3 separate regions of the Homo sapiens genome follow, and regions 2 and 3 are each linked to region 1. Evidence: chromatin contacts called from ENCODE Hi-C or POLR2A ChIA-PET data. All regions are on one chromosome and are shown on one strand. Each heading gives the region's core, a stretch centred on a gene start or an enhancer-like site at or near the end of the contact. The rest is flanking DNA. Distances are from core to core; before and after follow the strand shown. Region 1 overlaps STX6 (syntaxin 6). Region 2 has its middle 16 kb from the start of IER5. Region 3 overlaps MR1 (major histocompatibility complex, class I-related).

Region 1 (4,392 bases), core at 760-3,259:
TTGGGGTAGAATATTTGCAAAAGATTCATCTGATAAAGGACTGTTGTCCAGAATGTATTATACAAAGAATTTTTAAAACTCACCAGTATGAAAACTAACAGCTTGATTTTAAAAATGGGCAAAAGACCTGAACAGACACCTCATCAAAAAAGAGATGGGGCTGGGCAAGGTGGCTCACACCTGTAATCTCAGCACTTTGAGAAGCCATGGCAGGCAGATCACTTGAGGTTAGGAGTTCAAGACCAGCCTGGCCAACATGGTGAAACCCTGTCTCTACTAAAAATACAAAAATTAGCTGGGCGTGGTGGCGCAGGCCTGTAATCCCAGCTACTTGAAAGGCTGAAGCACAAGAACCACTTGAGCCTGGAAGGCAAAAGTTGCAGTGAGCTGAGATCGCACCTCTGCACTCTAGCATAGGTGACAGAGTCAGACTCTGTCTCAAAAAAAAAAAAAAAAACACCATGAAAGAGCTGCCAGGGAAGCATACGAAAAGATGTTCAACATTAGATGTCACTGGGGAAAGGCAAATTAAAACAAGAAACAATACACACCTATTAGAATGGTCAAAACCCCAAACAGTGACAACACCATATGCTAGCAAGGATGTGGAGCAATATTAACTCCTAGTGGGAATTCAAACTGGTACAGCCACTTTGGTAGACAGGTTGGCAGTTTCTTACAAAACCCAAACATACTCTTACCATAACCATTCAGCAACCACATACCTTGTTACTTATCCAAATGAACTTAAAAACTTATGTCCATATAAAAACCTGCACTTTTTTTTTTTTTTTTTTTTTTTTTTTGAGACAGAGTCTCCCTCTGTCACCCAGGCTAGAGTGCAGTGGTGTGATCTCGGCTCACTGCAACCTCTGCCTCCTGGGTTCAAGCGATTCTCCTGCCTCAGCCTCCCAAGTAGCTGGGGTTATAGGCGCACGCCACCACGCCTGGCTAATTTGCACATGGGTGTTTATAACAGCTTTATTCATCATTGCCAAAACTTGGAAGCAACCAAGGCGTCCTTCAGTAGGTAAATGGATAAATTGTGGTACATCCAGACAATAGAATATTATTCAGTGTTAAAACAGAAATAAGCTATCAAGCCATGAAAAAGCACAGTGGAAACTTAGATGCACACTGCTAAGTGAGAGAAGCCAATCTGAAAAGGATCTGTGATATATGATTCCAACCATATGCAAGCTGGAAAAGCAAAACTATGGAGACAGTCAAAGGATCAGTAGTTTGGGGGTTGGGGGAAGGGAGGGATAAACAGGTGGAACACAGGATTTTTTAGGGCAGTGAAACAGCTCTGTGTGATGCTACAATGATGGATACATGTCATTTATACATTTGTTCAAACCCAGAGAATGTACAATACCAAGAGTGAATCCTAAGGTAAACAACGGTCTTTGCGGATGATTAATGATGTGTTAGCGTAGGCTGATTGTAACAAACGTACCACCGTGATGCTTGATGTCAATAGTCAGGGAAGTTATGCATGGGGGAAGGGGGCTATATGGGAACTCTCTGTACTTCCTGCTCAATTTTGCTAGGAACCTAAAACTGTTCTAAAAATAGTTTATTAATTTTTTAAAAAGATTAAAATGCTTACAATAATTTAAAACCACTTTGCTAAAATGATTAGTTGCGATTCTTTCAGGACAAAAACGGAGAAAGTATTCCTTCTCCAACCCCGCCCTCAACCTCACACACTCCTATGTTTACCCCCTTCCCTCAGGCATCTCGCTATTCTCAGCACCAGATTTCCAACACTGAACCAGATTTCCATTTTTTGGCTTTCCATCAGCCTCTACTCATGCCTCCTACCACCCTCCAATCACCTTCTCTTCCACAACTGTATTAAGTAGGAATTTTCACCAAGGAGAAGCATATACCACACAAGCCAGCACAACCCGAGGATGTTCTTTTAAAGCCGTTTTCCTCTGAAGTGGCTAAGCTGCCTCTACGAAGCATGAACTAGGTAACCCCAGGGAGCTGTTACCCCAGCAGACTTCTCAGCACTTCCCGCAGAGGCTTCATGCATAGAAGGAACGGGTACTAACCACAGGGGCTCTTGTGACCTCAAGTGGAAAGTTTTAAGCAGCATTGCAAGCTCAGGACCTGCCTCAAAAAGTCAGAGCGGAACAAAAGAACTCCAATGGTAGTTTTTTCTCTCTCTCAAAATATTTTTCTCCCCTAAAGAGAAAAGATTAATGGAATGTTGGAAAGTAAGAGGGAAAAAAATCTCAGTATCTACTTAAAATAAAATACTTCTGTGGGTAGGAGAATACAATTAGTGTCTCTCTTGGGTCATTCAAAAAAGTAAATGTGGAGTCTTGGTTGGTTTCTCCCCATGAAGCAGACAGCCACGGGGAGCGGAGATGGTCCGCCTGTGTGCCTGTAACTACTTAATCACACTTCGCTGTGCCTCCATAGGCTTCCTTTATGTACAGGTTTGATTACTAAAGCAGTGAACTTCTGCAAAAATTATGGAGGAGAGCAGAGACGAATACAAATTGCTTGTTTGTCAAATTGAAGCAGAAAGCACCAAGCAGGAAGAGGTCCTTAGGGAGTATTTCTTTGGGTAGCAAGCAAAGATTAAAATGAAAACACAAGCAACCTGTCAAAAGTGAAGCACCGTTCAGGATAAATGCTCTGTTTCCTGGCTCTTTTTCCTATACAAATATAACCAAAGTTATTACATTGCTTCCCCAATTTTTCTTTTGGGAAAAAGTAGAATAAAGCATAAGCAAACTTCAGTGCTATTTATACACACTGGGTCGCTTCTCACAATGCAAGTACTTTTCTAAATTATTCATACCCAGAATGCTGGGAAACAAAGACAGTGCATCTTTGTTCACTTGCTCTTCCCCAAACAGAACTGGTGCTGAAGTAGCTACTTGACTTTGCAACTACTACATACATGAGTGAGAGGCCTGGAGTTTAAACTGGTTATACAATTCTTCATTAAAACACCTTTTTTTTGTTTATTGTTTTGTTTTTAAGTAGAGGGGAGAAGGCAGAAGAGAGAACAGAGGGAATCAGAAAAGACTTTGCAAACCTTTCTCTAAATGTGTGACAGATGAACTAAGCTGGTGCCTGCTTCCCATATATGCACAGTTTCAGGCAATGAAGAGCCCGCTAGAAACAAAGATACTTGTCCCTAAAGAGAAAGAAGAAAATGACTCTAGATAGGAGCTTCTCTTTGTTTTGGATGTAATAGGTCCATTGCGCCTTGGGGCCATTACAATTTTTGTTGCCTTACAATTTCTTAAAAACATTTACTAAGTACCAATAAATAAATGGTAAACGCAGTTAAGCACTTCTACTTTACTGGTATTTCATTTAATCCTCACAATTACCTGGAGAGGTAGGACTCAACATATTTTTACAGATAAGAAACTGAGCCCCAGAGAACTGTTATGTAACCTATGAGTTAAACTTCTGAAAAGTAAACCTGCATATGTATTTAAATATTGCTTCAAAAAGCTAACCTATTAGACCTTATAACATGTACCTGACAGTAGGAAACCAACAGAAGAAAAGGTGTCAAGAAACAGGGCATGTTCTAACACAAGGGAGGTGCTCTACAGTCAGGGAACATTCAGATTACCTCAAGGAGCATCTCAGTTTCTCCTTCCACCAAGCAACCCCCACCAGATAAAGAAGAGATACTGGATTTTTTAAAATTTAAAATATATTATTTCCCATGTAAAGAGTCACTGGAACATATCTTATACAGTAACTATTATGAAAATTGTTTATTCATCCTCATCCTGGTGCAAATTTGCTGAAATATTTCAGTATTGATTTAAACATAACAATTTAAAATAGATCCACACATGCCATCTTATTCTGAAGTAGTAGGTATTTTTCTATCAATGAAAGAATGTTCAGGAGAAACAGTAACTGGCTTAACTGTTGTTTTACATAAGTTCCCTATTTTGGCAAGGAAATCTTAAAAAACCAGTAAAATAAAGAAGGATTTTGTAACTGCAAAGAAAGTTATTCTACTGGGCTGGGCGCGGTGGCTCACGCCTGTAATCCCAGCACTTTGGGAGGCCGAGGCGGGCAGATCACGAGGTCAGGAGATCGAGACCATCCTGGCTAACACGGTGAAACTCCATCTCTACTAAAAATACAAAAAATTAGCTGGGCATGGTGGCGGGCGCCTGTAGTCCCAGCTACTTGGGAGGCTGAGGCAGGAGAATGGCGTGAACCTGGGAGGTAGAGCTTGCAGTGAGCCGAGATTACGCCACTGCACTCCAGCCTGGGCAACAGAGTGAGGCTCCATCTCAAAAAAAAAAAAAAAAAAAAAAAAAAACACAACGAAAGTGACTCTACTGGGAAAAAAACCAAACACGGTGGGGGATCACAAAGCCTTAACTTTTC
Region 2 (4,392 bases), core at 1,397-3,896, 120 kb after region 1:
GCTGTTCTGGGAGTTGTGGGCTTACCTGACCCCCCTCCTCCCCACACCTTCTCCACTGTATAGAACCTACTGGGAAGGAACAAAGACCAGAGTTCAAGTCCTAATGAGGTCTCCAGTGAGGCAGAGATGATAGTCTTCATTTGGTACCAGGCAGAGAGATGCTGAAATCCCAGAACCAGCCCTTAAATTGGCTGTTGGCCTGGTACTCAGAATGAGTACCCCTGGGAGGTGGGCAAGCTTCTGGAACCTGGTTTCTGGGAGAGGGGCTCTAAGTGCAAGGGCCCTACTGGGCCTATTTTGTCCCTAACCTACAGTCCCTCCCCAAGAGAGCATCTGAGTGCTGTGATTTAATAAATAATAAAAGTCAGAGTAAGGATATATGATATACACAAATACGCATATTGTACCCATAAAGAAAACAGTAGACAAATAAATCCTCCTATCTGACTATAACTGGTAAGAGCTTGTACAAATGTTCCCAAAAGGAGACAGATATTAGCCCCTTCATTAGTTAAGGTCCTTATCTGCATTTCTATGGTGAGGGATGATCATGTATTCATTTAAGTATGACTCTGTGCCTCTGGAGACAGAGATTCTGCGAAAACATTGATTAGGGGTAGGACCTTGCTAGAAAAAGTCATAGGTGTGCAATTCATATCTTCTAATTAAAGCACATTATCACTTACTTACAAATGGTTAGGGCTTTAATAAACTAACCCCTTAGGAGACCCTAGCTAGGTCCAAAAACAAAGATAATTTTCTATAGAAGGGTCAACATAAAACTAATGGAAGAGTTTACTATTGCTTTTCCTTAGGCACATTAGGTCCTTAAGGACTCTTAGCCTTGATCTCTAAGTTCAGGTCTCCCCTTTGGCCAGGGCCCTAGGGAGGCCATGAGTCCTTGGGAAAGTGAAAGCAAAGCTGAATCTCCAATGGCATCTGGGACATCTCTGCCCCTTCCTTCTCTGTACTGTACCCTATCCTCAGCAGCACTTGTGGCTCCCCCAAAGCCATGTTTTCCCAGTCTTCCCCTGCCTGGGCCACCCTTCCCATTTACCTGCTGGGCCAATGAATCCTTGCAGACTTTTCTACTTGATGTAATGATTTGTTCACGTTTCTTTGCTTGACCAGACTGTACCCTCTCCACCTCTAAATCATATTCATCTCCTTATCCCTCGAATCTAGCCCAGAACCTGGCAGATGCTAGGGACTAGATGTTGTCTGGGGAGACTCTAGTTCTAGTTCAGTCATTCACAATCTGTGTGACTTTCAGCAGGCCTTTTAATCTTTTTGTTTCTTAGCTTCTTCATTTTAAAATAAATCTTGCCAATTCCAACTTACACGGTTACAAATTAAAAATGAGACAACTGTGGAAGTGCTGAACAAAACGCCAGGTGGTGGAGGTGGTAGGAGGGGCGCTTAGCTCCAAGCGAAGACATATTTGTCTTAGTCTGCTCTGGCTGCCATAACAAAATATCACAGAGTGGTTTAAGCAAAAAAATGTATTTCTCATAGTTCCGGAGCCTGGAAATCTGAGATCAGGGTGCCAGCATGGTCAGGTTCTGTTGAGGGCTTTGTTTCTGGCTTGCAGATGGCCGCCTTCTTGCTGTACCCTCACATGGCAGAGGAGAGAGCGAGCTCCTAAAGACCCTATTTCCAGATATAGTCACATTAGGGGTTAGAGCTTCAACACATATGAATTTTGGGGAAGCATATCCATTCCACAGCAATGCTGAAGGAGATTCATCAGCACATAGCCCTTCAGTCCTGTTCCCACCTCCTACAGCTTGCAAATCTGAAGCACCCCACCAACTCCGTATTGCAACTACAGTAATCATGACTTGTATACCAATTTATAGATGTTTCAATAACTAAAGCATTTGTATAACATATCCTATGGCTTACGAAGAATATTTCATACAGTCTAATCTCATTTTCACAACTATCATCTCACAGATGAGAAAAGCAAGGCCCCAATGGCCAGCCCAATCTTATTTCCAGGTCCTTTAACTGTATACCTTCAAACTCTTTAGGCCACACCAAAGTACTCGGTTGTAACCACTTCAAAGAAAACAGGGCTCTAAGAGCTGGTGAAGTCTAAACTCTTCAGTTCCTCCACTGTGACCACAGCTGACCGTCTTTACTTGTTCTATTCGCTCCCATATGAATCCTTTCTTTGTGCTCTAGAATTTTATGGAGTGGAAAATATATATGGAACGAGACAACATTCTTAGAGGAAAGGACTTTACAAATGCGAAGTATTAATATTTTGTTTGATATGGGCACTATTTTCAAAGGACCCTGCATACTTTCTGTGTTTCTTTGGGATGCCCTGCCCACCCAGGACAACTGAAGGAGCCGCTCTGGTTTTAATTGCAGCAATTCACCAGACAGTTTAGAACTTTCTACGTGCCAGGGCCTCTGTCCCCTGCAAAAGCTCACATTCCAAACAAGTCAGGTGTAGGCTCCGCTCCTAGAGAGGGACGGTGTGAACAGAGCTAACTGGGTCGGCCTCTCTCCTTCCGACCTCCTACTCCCCTCCCAACACCTCCTCGCCCAGAACGTCTCAATTCTGACCCAGACACCCTGGGAGGCCGAGAGGCTCCTTTTGGATCTGCAATACACCCTCCTCACCACAACCAACAGACAAAACGCGCGAGTGCCGTGCAAGGTGGAAACCCTTCCCTCCGGGGGGCGATCGCCCCAGTAGGGTGAAGCAGGCCTCTTTGTTCACGGGATGCCTCGCTAGCAAGCCGGCGGCGGGGGCGTTCCCTGGACCGTGAGACCCCGGCTCCCGAGGACGCCTCCCGTGCCGCCGCTTCCCTCAAGCCCAGTGCCGCCAGCGGCCAGAGCTCCGGATTCCTGCCGCCCCCAGCCCACCGGCAAGAGCTGGCTTCATTTTCCCAGTCCCCCTTTCATCTGGCCGCACAGGCAGAGCACCGTCCGCTAAGGTCTCCTCCCATCCCAGCAGGAAGGGCGGGGAGACCCGCGGAGGATTTAAAGGGGCGCGGAGGTCAGGAGGGCTGGGGGCGGCTCCGCGGAGAAAATGGGGCGCGCTCGTCCTCTCCCGCAGCCTCGGCCGCCGCGAAGCTTCCTCCCAGCTCCCGCCTTTCCGGGCCCGGCGGGCCGAGGGGGAAGGGAGGCTTCCTGCGCCGGCGCCCGCGGCTGCCCCAGTGAGGTCCCGCCCGAGAGCAGGCCCAGGCGGGGGCTGGGCGCGCGGCGCGGCGCTGCGGGCTGGAGGGCGGGGGCGGGGCCCGCCGCTTTTAGAGTCACCTCCCGCGCGCCGCGGCCGCCGTTGCCAGGGTGACCGGGGGAGCTCCGTTGTGGGGAGGCGGCCGCGGCGGGTACCGGTGGGCGGAGCTCAGCGGGCGGGGCGGGGCGGGGCGGGGGCGGGGGGAGCTTCCTCGTCGTCATGGGAACGGCGCAGTTATTTCCAGCCCCCGGGCCGTGCCAGTGGCGCGGTGCCAGGATGCGAGAGTATTGCAGGACAGCGGCAATCTGCTGCGACCTGGGACATAACAATGCGCCCCTTCTGCAGCGCTGGGCCCGCCGGCGAGAGGTCTCGCTGGTCTGAGGGGCTGGGGCCGCCCCCGCGCGTCGTGTCTCCTCTCGGCGCTCTTCGGCTCGGAGCCTGGCGGCTCAGCGCGCTCCCGGCTGCACGTGCTGCCCCCGCCGCCGCCCACGCCAGACAAAGCGGGGCCCTCCCGGGCGTGTTTCCTAGGCGCCCCCTTCCCTCGATGAACCCTTTGATTTCTTCCTTCTTCTCTCTCACTTCGTTCCAGCCCCCTCAACTGCCTCCTGGAGCGCCTTTTTTGTGTGCTCGCCATCTCACGTTTGGCCCTCTCTCCAAAGCTCTGCCTTCACGAACGCCTCCATTTGACCTTCCCCCTCCGCCACTCTCTGGTCTCCTTTGGTAGCTTTATCATTACATTTGATGGAAGGGCGACTCTCCCCTCTCCTATTTTCAGCTCCACATTACCTTTTGTATTGTCCTCTCCCCTTCCTATTGGCATCTTCTTTCTGTCCTTGCCCTTTTCAAGACTCTTCCAGAAACTCTCTTGATGTCTCTGCCTCTTTTCACGGTTTCCTTTCCACTTTTTCTTTTCTCTCTGGGCTGTGGGACAGCAGAAGGGAGATTGCAAATGGCTACCTAGATTGAGTGCCCCTTTTACCTCACTGACGCCATCCTTTTTTCTGTCACCTTGAGGTCACATTATTTGGGCACCTTGATGAGGCTTTGGGGATTCTACTGCCGTTGCTGCCATTAGCAGTCTCTTTGCTTGGAAGCTTAAATGAAGGAAATTTCTGGGAACTGGTCAAAGACTCCTGAAATGCACCTTGAGGACTAAACATCTCTCTCCCTCCATCTCTGCTTGGTTACTCTGGTTTGTT
Region 3 (4,392 bases), core at 517-3,016, 81 kb after region 1:
GGCTGGTTCTCAGTAAGAAGGTCAAGTTCAACCAGAGGGGAGATGCTGATGCCTTTCAGTACTTAAATATGAGTTCAGACCCTGGGGCCTGGACATAAGATTTGGGGTCCCCTGGATATAAGATTTCTGAAAACACTCAGACTGTGGAGACCCCTGCTGAGGGAGAAGCCCCAAACTGTGGCTTCAGGGGAATGCACCAAGGCTCTCATTGAGGCCACCTTCTCCAACAAGCTCCCCTCCTGCTTCCCCATGGCTGGCATGGCTGAGGAAAAAGGACACTGAGCACAGCCCGTGCATGAGCGGCTTGCCATGCAACAGGATAAAACCCATAATGCCACTCAGCAAGCCTTGGTTGTAAATCTAGTTTGATTACATTTGTAATCAAATGATGGCCATTTGTTCTGTTTCTGGTTTGTGAACCAACTGAAGACATAAGCAGGGCCTCAGCTAACCCACAAATAGCACATGTGTGCAAACTGGAAAAATGAACCCTTCTTCTGGGAGGACGCCAGCCCAGGCCAGGTCACCCGGCTTGGCCAGCAGAACACAGAGTAGATTTTGGTCCCGTTTGTTCCCCAGTGGGGTATCTATCCTTGTGCAGGGCACAAGCCTACATGGTGGCTCTGGTCATATCATTAGAAAATAGACAGAAATGGGCTGCACACCAGAATGAATGAATTGAATTGAAAGGGAGGAGTGATGGTGGAAAAAAAAACAAGTCAATTCATTTAGACTGGTAGAACCAGAACCACTGTGTAGTACATCCAAACGGTTAAAATTCCCTGGAAGATGTTACATAATCCTATCATGGTGTTTATTTATGGAAATCTATTTTAAAAATTTTATGTAATACTGCACAGTCTGTTTGCATGATGCCTTGTACGTAGTAGCAACTCAGTAAATACTTTTTGAATGAACTAGTATAGTATTTTAATTAGCTAGTCTTCATGTACTGGTACAAAAGAACAGTGTCATCTTACAGCTGAAGTCATAGAGGGGAAATATCCCACTCAAGATCATATAACATTCCAGGTACTCAGGATGAATGGTTTGAGGACTGGTCTGAATTCTTCAAAGGTTTCAGCTGTATTAACATTCTCCATCTAATAAACTTTATCTTGTCATTGCATTGTCTGTGAGATTAGTGATCTGAAACATTCCATCAATACCCCCACCCCACCCAACACATACATATTAAAGACAAAGATAGAATTCGGAGGTTCTTATGGGAGGTACTGTTTTTCTCGAAGGCTATGAGAAGAGGTGCTGAGAAATGAGTTCTCAGCCATCTTGGGGGCCCAAATATCTGAAACCTTCCAGAAATGTAACTAGTCTGAATTTGCTTTTCTGTCACCATTTGGGTATTTGGTTAATGAAAGTTCTTAACATGCAAATTCCACCCACTCTTACCAATGCCCTGAGCTGGGAAGCACCCTGAGCACTCTTACCACACCCTGAGCTGTTGCTTTTCCTCTCCGCCTTGCCCCCACTCCGTGTTGGCTGCACCAGCAGAGGCTTCTGCATTTGCCCCTGGGCGGGAGTTGGGTATGAAGGTCTGGGCCAGAAGGTTCTGAGTCCCTAAGCTGAGCTGCTGGGTGGCAGCTGGAAGGTCAGGCTGGCTGAAGCCCTGGCGAGGTGACACTGGGTCTGAGGCAGGTGCAGTGGCAGCGGCCAGACCTCTGAGGACACAAATGGGCTAGAGTGTGGGAACAACCGGGGAAACAACCCGGGGGTGGGAAGGGAGTAGGAAGGGGGGAAACAGCTTCTGAGAGGAGGCTACAGGATGAAATGGGAAGCCACGAAAATAAGGAAGTGAAACCAAGGGAGAAATAAGAGTGCCACCCAAGCCGAGGCCGTCCTGGCCTTTCTTCCTTTCTGAGGCATCAGCGCAGATTCTAAGTTTACTTGAACTAACCGAAAGCTCTGTTGTTTTCTGAGCAACATCACAGTGGCATAAATAGAGAATTCCTGGAACACACTGGCAAGACACACGCTCTAGAAGGTGACAATTCTGGGGAAATCTGAAGGGCTGGAATAATAAAAAGTCAAACATTTGGCATCCCATCAGCTGCTGAAACACAACCCTCTCACGTACTTTAAAATACCCAACACATGCACTCTGCATATTACTCACGAAACAGCTACGAATGCACAGTCCCTGTGTTACACACAACAGGAAGTTGCCAAACCAGATGTAACCCACCAAGGCCGAGCACATGGGCAGCCCTTCACCTTACTGTTAAAAGACTGAATGGTCATTGGTCCCTGAGGATCCCTGAAGAAGACAGGCAAGCTGTTCTAATCCAATTTAGGTCTTTGCAACTGAAATTGAGATCAAATTTCAAAGATCTGTAAACTAGTGCAGCTTCACAGACTTGAAATTAGTCTACAAGATGACATGTTTCTGGGCCTAATGATGACATTTTTAGAGACTGCCCCCAGCCACAAGGAATTATTCGTTTTTTCTGTGTGGCATGGTATACACCATATTTTCATTCAAGCCACAGAGTTTTTTTTACCCCAGTTTCTTATTAATAATCTGCCACAAATACTGATATTTAAATCAAATTCTTATGGCCTTCATTAGTTAATCAACCATTCATGAAATATATGCGCCATAAGGCCTGACACTTCAGTGCCTGGCACATAGTAGGCACTCAGTACATATGCATATTGACAAAATGAACTGCTGCTCCTACAAGCCAGACTCTGTAGGCAACACAGCACAATGATGTTCTGAAAATTAGCAAGTACAAAAATGGCCCAGACATATGCTTATAGAAAAATCAAGCTCACATCACAGAAAATAATTTTAGAGATTGTAATCTAGAATGCATTTCTATAAAACAGTCCCTGGGTTTTCTGCTAACAGAAGAAATACAACTCTGGCTGGGGGCACGGTAGCTTACACCTGTAATCCCAGCACTTTGGGAGGCCAAGGCGGGCAGATCACTTGAGGTCAGGAGTTCGAGACCAGCCTGGGCAACATGGTGAAACCCCGTCTCTACTAAAAATACAAAAAAATTAGCTGGGTGTGGTTGCTGGTGCCTATAATCCCAGCTACTTGGGAGGGTGAGGCAGGAGAATCACTTGAACCTGGGAGGCAGAGGTTGCAGTGAGCCAAGATTGCACCATTGCACTCCAGCCTGGGCGACAAGAGCGAAACTCTGTCTCAAAAAAAAAAAAAAAAAAAAAAAAAAAAGAAAAGAAAGAAAGAAATACAACTCTGACAGTGAGCTTTCATAGTAATACTGAAGACACAGGTTGAATAAAACTTTCAAGTGAGATGGGAGGGCCTGCACATAAATATGCCATGAAACAAAGGACATGGGGAGGATGAAGGGCTCAGCACTGCCTCCTTCCCTGCAGCCGCTGGGCTGGGCTAAGAGGACCCATAGGCAGTGGCGATGGCGACAGCAAGGAACTCAGAGATGTTCAGTGAGACAGAGGAACTTCTAATCCTCTAGTTTCCTTTTGTCTTCCTGATAGCCTATCCTCAGAGAAATAATTCCCTTACTAAACGCCTAAGTGCTTTTCAGCTCTGCCACTCAACTGACACTTAGCTATTCTGTGTTGGTATTTATCTGTTTCTGCTCGGCTTATCTCCCTGGCTGGACTATAAACCCCTTAAGGGCACAATGTGAATTCTGTGTCCTTCACTTAGTATCAGGGTGATCTTAAGTTGTTTAACTTCTCTGAGCCTCATTTTTATAAAACCCGGGGCTAGTCAATACCTGTCTTCCAGTGTCAAAGTGGGGATTAAAGGAGATGTGTGTGTGCAAGCATATTGCAAAGAAATGGCATCTGGGATGTGTCTTCCTCTACGTGCTCTCCAGGGACTGCTCCCCATGTCCCATATAATCGCAGCCACCATTTATGGGTGCTTACTATGCACTGGGTACTTCACATATATTACTTCTATTCCTCATAACAACGTTGGCAGCAGGTATTATTATTATTATTTTGTTGAAGTTCAGATAAATTGTATTTCTTGACAAGGTTATATAGTTAATAAGTGGCAGAGGCATGATTCAGACTCAAGACACTGTCTTGAGTCTGGGCACTGTCCTATCTGCACACAGGGCACTGTCCTATCTGCACACAGTAGGCCCACTCCATCAATGCCTGACCAAAACTGTGAGGTGTCATCCACTTAAAACTATTGAGGACTAAACTCTGATTTTTTTATCTTGCCCAAATTCTTATCTAAGGGGACTGGGGAGTCATGCTCTATAAATCATAAATTCTCATCAGATGGGTTTTATTTAACCCTACATATCATGATTTATTTTCCAACTTGACTCTGACATAACATTACCAGACAAAGAAGAAAATCAAAATATTTTAACCTGGCCAGGCGTGGTGGCTCACGCCTGAATCCCAGCACTTTGG

Evidence for each region. A loop is a pair of places that touch in the nucleus more often than their neighbours do. ChIA-PET counts read pairs that join two places held with the same protein, here RNA polymerase II (POLR2A). Pooled maps may share reads with other maps.
Region 2: a loop to region 1 is called in a pooled map, with 3 times the contacts of the local background. The contact joins two enhancer-like sites. A Hi-C loop is called at or near these places in 1 of 168 maps with a recorded cell type or tissue (astrocyte of the cerebellum) and 3 of 50 pooled maps. POLR2A ChIA-PET finds 5 or more read pairs at or near these places in 8 of 52 experiments (BJ, GM10248, HCT116 and 5 more).
Region 3: a loop to region 1 is called in a pooled map, with 3 times the contacts of the local background. The contact joins two enhancer-like sites. A Hi-C loop is called at or near these places in 1 of 168 maps with a recorded cell type or tissue (ovary) and 5 of 50 pooled maps. POLR2A ChIA-PET finds 5 or more read pairs at or near these places in 1 of 52 experiments (activated T-cell).

Annotation. Positions count from the first base shown.
Region 1 is chr1:180,979,767-180,984,158 of GRCh38, forward strand. All of the region lies in intron 7 of STX6 (syntaxin 6), which reads right to left. Among named protein-coding and RNA genes, the nearest start is that of KIAA1614-AS1, 27 kb to the left of the region's middle. RefSeq lists a silencer at 1,922-2,001. Within about 2 kb of position 2,010, at least 2 of the 41 ENCODE cell types and tissues checked have a DNase peak (open chromatin) inside an H3K27ac peak, as active enhancers do.
Region 2 is chr1:181,102,130-181,106,521 of GRCh38, forward strand. No RefSeq gene overlaps it. Among named protein-coding and RNA genes, the nearest start is that of IER5, 16 kb to the left of the region's middle. RefSeq lists silencers at 2,811-2,870, 2,891-3,380, 3,641-3,690 and an enhancer at 3,224-4,118. Within about 2 kb of position 2,647, at least 29 of the 41 ENCODE cell types and tissues checked have a DNase peak (open chromatin) inside an H3K27ac peak, as active enhancers do.
Region 3 is chr1:181,060,810-181,065,201 of GRCh38, forward strand. MR1 (major histocompatibility complex, class I-related) reads left to right here. Exons shown (of 6, transcript NM_001385161.1): 6 at 1-1,129. Among named protein-coding and RNA genes, the nearest start is that of IER5, 26 kb to the right of the region's middle. RefSeq lists enhancers at 1,219-1,348, 1,989-2,038. Within about 2 kb of position 1,767, at least 16 of the 41 ENCODE cell types and tissues checked have a DNase peak (open chromatin) inside an H3K27ac peak, as active enhancers do.